Linked DNA regions of Homo sapiens: region 1 is linked to region 2. Evidence: chromatin loops called from intact Hi-C (ENCODE). Cell type or tissue: Caco-2. All regions are shown on one strand.

Evidence for each region. A loop is a pair of places that touch in the nucleus more often than their neighbours do. Peaks named below come from ENCODE experiments on the same cell type or tissue, not always from the same donor. Only the 100,000 strongest peaks of a DNase experiment are listed, where the experiment ranks them.
Region 1: a loop joins it to region 2, with 21 times the contacts of the local background. A loop is called at or near these places in 15 of 110 quality-filtered maps.

The regions. Positions count from the first base shown.
Region 1 is chr1:34,596,965-34,599,464 of GRCh38, forward strand. All of the region lies in intron 3 of LOC105378641 (a long non-coding RNA gene), which reads right to left. Among named protein-coding and RNA genes, the nearest start is that of MIR552, 71 kb to the right of the region's middle. In Caco-2, a CTCF peak has its summit at 1,132 (motif pointing left); a DNase peak (open chromatin) is centred at 1,097.
Region 2 is chr1:34,459,186-34,461,685 of GRCh38, forward strand. All of the region lies in intron 8 of LOC105378641 (a long non-coding RNA gene), which reads right to left. Among named protein-coding and RNA genes, the nearest start is that of MIR552, 210 kb to the right of the region's middle. In Caco-2, no CTCF peak of the experiment used is centred here; a DNase peak (open chromatin) is centred at 1,256.

The DNA.
Region 1 (2,500 bases), 140 kb after region 2:
ATTTCTCATTACTACCTGATGGCTTAAGTCCAACTCATCTTAGTCTATTTCCATAGACACGCGTCTGGATCTTAGAGTGGAGTGAGCTTACCTCAGTCAACTATGGCCTCAATAATGCTGCATAACAAACCATCCAAAACTTGGTGGCATACAACAGTCAGCATTTACTCCCTACTCTGGCATCTGCAGGTCTACTGGGGAGGCTCTGCCTCAAGCCATAGGCCTGCTGTATCTGGCTTTGTTCCCCAGGTTTCTCGATCTGGAGGGCATGTTCTTCTCCCAGCAATGGCAAAGGCCCAAGAAGGCAGCAAGTCCAACTGCGCAAGCACATTCCAAGCTTTTGCTTGCTTTGTAACTGCTAATGTCCCATTAGCCCAAGCAAGTCACGCGGCCAAGCTCAGCATTAATGGTTGGGAAGTACATTTCTCTCCTAGAGGTTTGGGGAGAGAAAATGAATATTTGCTGAACAATAAAATACCTAAGTAAAGACAGGAGGCTTTGGGAGGCCGAGGCGGGCAGATCACGAGGTCAGGAGATCGAGACCATCCTGGTTAACACGGTGAAACCCTGTCTCTACTAAAAATACAAAAAATTAGCCAGGCAAGGTGGCGGACGCCTGTAGTCCCAGCTACTCAGGAGGCTGAGGCAGGAGAATGGCGTGAACCCGGGGGCGGCAGAGCCTGCAGTGAGCCGAGATCGCGCCACTGCACTCCAGCCTGGGCAACAGCGAGACTCTGTTTCAAAAAAAAAAAAAAAAGACAGGAGGGCCTGTGTCATCCAACTTTATAGAAGTTTGGGATGGCTCCAAGATAGTGCAGCACAAGAGGCGAGAGGCTTCCTCCCTTCTTCTCCACCTACAACAGACCACTATTCAGCTTTGGCCCCCTGAACTGTGTCCCTTGAGAGATGGCAGCAATAACAGAGCCCAGTGAAGCAACAGTGGGGCAATAGTGGTGACTGGTGGACACTTCTGGGCCTGGCAGACCAGCAGCAGAGCTCAAAGGGTTGCCCAGGAGTGCAGAGGGAGAGGCTGCAGTGCCCAGCAGAGCAGCAACAGTGCCCGGAGTTCCCAGCACCTGCAGAGCAGCAATGATGTCTGCAGGGCCATGCCCAGTGGAGCAGCAGCACCCCCTAGAGGGCAACTTGGTGCTCACTGAAACAGCAGCATATGTGTCCAGAAGTGCCAGAGACGTCCCAGGGATTCTTGGGAAACTGCGAGATTTTTCAGAGGGTGGTAAGGTGGGGACACAAGACAGTGAAATTTGAGCCATTTCTGTTACCCATGATTTCATTGATACCCATGGACTAGTGGATCCTGGGGAAATTTCTATTATATAAAGTGGGATATCTAACCCTGAATCCCAGACCCCCTCAGAGCGGAGAACAGGTTCCCCAAAATACATACACACACACACACACACACACGAACACACACATACAGAGGGAGGGAGAGAGAGAGAGCACAAATACCCTTAGATCCCACCCATCAGAAAGAAACAGGAGCCTTAGCTTCTCCTAGCATCCCCTTCCTTCTTCCCATAGACTCATCAAATATAGATTTCTACCTATTCTAACCAAGACAGGCCAGTGATCTGTAACTAATCCTGTGCCTGGAGGGCAGAGCAGCCTCAATTCTGGGGTCTCAGGAGAAGAACATTGGAATGGCCTCTTTGTGGGGAAGCTCCTCCCTGCTCTCCATCTGTCCAGCCCCACCAAGCCCTGTAGCTGGTGATCATTAAGCAGTAAAGGCATCCCTAATGGTGGCTAATGGCGGGCTTAAGTACTAGTTACCTGAAAGAACCCCTGGGGTTGGCTCACTTACTGTATTGAGTGATCCTGCAGACCCACAGAGCCACTCTTTCTAATGAGGAGAGCGACTGAATGCTGAATTCAAGCCCAGAAAATGGCTGGGGAGAGAAGGGGAGCCTGCCAAGGCCCTCTATAAGGGTCCAATGTGAAAGCACAGCCCTCCTCTTGCTGTTCCTCTGTGGCTCCAGTTGCCCAGGCTGCCCTGAAGGGGTTGAATAGGGAATATGGCATTAATAGTTAGCAGCTGAGGCTTTCAGGCCAGCCCCAACTTTCACCTCCACTCTATCTCAGTCACCAATCCCATGACAACAGCCTGGAGCCCTTGCTTCCCCAGAGCTGCCCTGCTTCAAAAATCCATTCTGCATCTGGTTGCCTGCCTTCCAGGCTCCTCCCACCTGCCTCCCACCACTCCTGCCTTTCCTTGCATATTCTCTATACCAGTCATGACCACACATTTCTCCCAAGTGTTCAAGCCACAAACTTAGATATCCGTCCTCTCCTTTGAATCTATCACCAAATCCTACGATTCTTCCTTCTAAATGTCTCTTAATTCTACCCAGCCCTCTCTATCTTCCTTGGGCAACTTCCCATCATCTCTCACTTGGCCCACTTTGGTGGACCTCAATGGCAAGGACCCTGTTGTATCCATCTTTGTATCTCAAATGTTGGACCCAGGCCTGGCACAAGATAA
Region 2 (2,500 bases):
GCTCATCTTCCCCAGGGAATTCAAGTCACACAACAGAAACAGAGTTCAGTGTTCGATATCGGAAAAAGCCTTGCCAATGTCAAGGGTGTGAAAAACATTGATGTGCACCCAGCTGAGGTCATTTATTTATTCAATAAATGTTTGTGGAGTGTCTACTGGGTGCCTGGCACTGGGCTGGGTACTAGAGATACAATGACAACAGCAACACAACAATAGCACAACAATAGAAGGCGCCAACTCTGATTGAATGCTCAGCACCTGCCTGGCGCTCATTTAATCCTTCAATATTTACAACAACCCTGTGAGATAGACACTATTATTTTGCACTTTTTATGCATGAAGAAACTGAGGCACAGCAAGTGGCCAGCTGTCATCATAATATCTGGTGGCAAAAAAAAAAAAAAAAAGATTTGCTGCCCCCAACCGTGGAGCCCTCCATCACCTACTGTTAGAAATGGGATCTTGTTGGAGATGCAGATCAACCCCAGACCTACTGAATCAGAATCACTGCAAGATTCCCAAGTGACTGTGTGGACGTAGTGAAATTTGGAGAAGCACCTTCAAAGGAAGGTTAGGACACATAGACCAGCTCCCACACAGCTGGTAAGTGGCAGAGCAAGGACTGGGGCCTGGCTGTCTCACTTCACCACGACACTTTGCCATCTCTCCACAGTGACTGAGACAGATGTTGCCCTCGAGTTGCCCACAGGCCAGTAAGAGAGACAGACAAGTAAATGGGCTGTGACAGGAGAGTGGGGTAAATGCCGCCGAGTGGGTGCTATGGGGGGTTTGTAGCAGCGTGGCATTTCATAGAGAGTGCTGGAAACGCGTGTCCTATCCAACTTATCCAACAAGACCCCATTTCTAACAGTCAGTGATGGAGGACTCCAGGGCAGCGGGAGGAAAACCTTTATTGCTACTAGACATTGTGATGAGGACAGCTGGCCACTCCCTTTCTGATGCAGAGCCCAGATAACCTCCTAGTTAATGATGTCACAGCTGCTGTCACACCTACCGAATCTCCTAGGATACTAAGCATGATGTTAGATTACTAACCTAGCTGACCTCAGACAGGGCTTGCTATAAGCCAGCCACTATTCTAAGTGTTTCACAGACATTTAGCCCTCACAAGGACCCAAGGAGGAAGTTTCGGTAGTCATCAGCTCCATTTTGCAGGTGAAGAAACGGAGGCCCAGAGGTTGTAACTTAGCGACTTGCCCAAGGACATACCACCACTAGGTGGCAGAATGGGGCTCTGAACTTCTGCCAGTCTTTGAACGTGACTGCCCAGGGCCCTTCTGCCAACTTGCCTCCTGGCTCTTACTTAACCCTCCACATTCCTAATAAAGGGGCCCAGGGTCAGAGAAGTTAAGTCATCTGTGCAAGGTCACGCAGCTAATGAGGGGCAGAGCCAGGATGCAGACAGAGGTGGGCCTGAGCCCAGGCTCCTTCTTTTTAATGGCTCTACTGAAAAGCAAGAATTTGAGTTTCTGCTCAGATCCCCAAGTGGTTGGTTCTCCAGCTGTAACAAGACTTAGAACCTTTTTGTGGCTACCAAAAAGAAAAGAAAAGCGAATGGAGCCACTGAGGACTGGGCCATAATCTAGGCCCCAAGCTCCCAAATGGAAGCGTGCTCTTTTCACCCTGGAGCTCTTCCATTTCTGATGCCTTCGCAGGATTTTGTGGTCTCTGATCAAAATGTGTCCATTCGCCTTCATCCTTCCTAGGCAGAAGGAACAAGGAATCATTCTAGAAATATCACCCTGCTGCAGACTTTGGAGGAAACTGAGTCCCCATTAAGGCCATGACTGCCAGAGACTCAGGGGGCTGGGACAGGGTTCGGGGAAAACGGGCTGTGGATGCTAAGGCAGCCCGTCTAGCCCCACCCTGCTTGCCTAGGGCCCTGCAGAGCTTCCTGACCTGGCAGCCCCACAGGATCTGCTCCCTTCAGCCTGTTAGAATAACAGTCCTCCTCCTCCTCCTTTCAGCCAACTCTCTGCCTGAGAGCCAACCACTTCGATTCACCACCGAGTCTCTTGCCGTCAGCACTCCTGTCAGAGCACTGATTGCTAATAAAAGCAGTACAATTGTTGATTGAGAATAAGAAATAAAAATAAAGCACTCGAGCTGACCAGCCACTGTGCCAGGCCCTGTTTCAAGCTTGTCGGTCTTAAAGCCAGGGAAACAGGAAAATTGCTGCCAGCTTAGACCAGCTCCCACGCGGCCCAACCCAGCTCCTCGAACCAGCATCCATCACCTTCTTTCAAAGTGTTTCTCCCTCCTGTACCAGCCCATGTTCTCGCCTGGGGATACCTGAACACACCCCTATCTCAGTGTGTCCTCGGCAGGTTATACCTGTCACCATCACCCACCACCGTGGGGACACATGCTCATTTATCTATAGTGAGATATTGCAGGGCCAGAGGTGGGGCAGGGGAGTCCAGGACCATAGGTGTGAGAAATATAGAAACACTGGGTGGTAGTGGTTCAGAGATGGGGG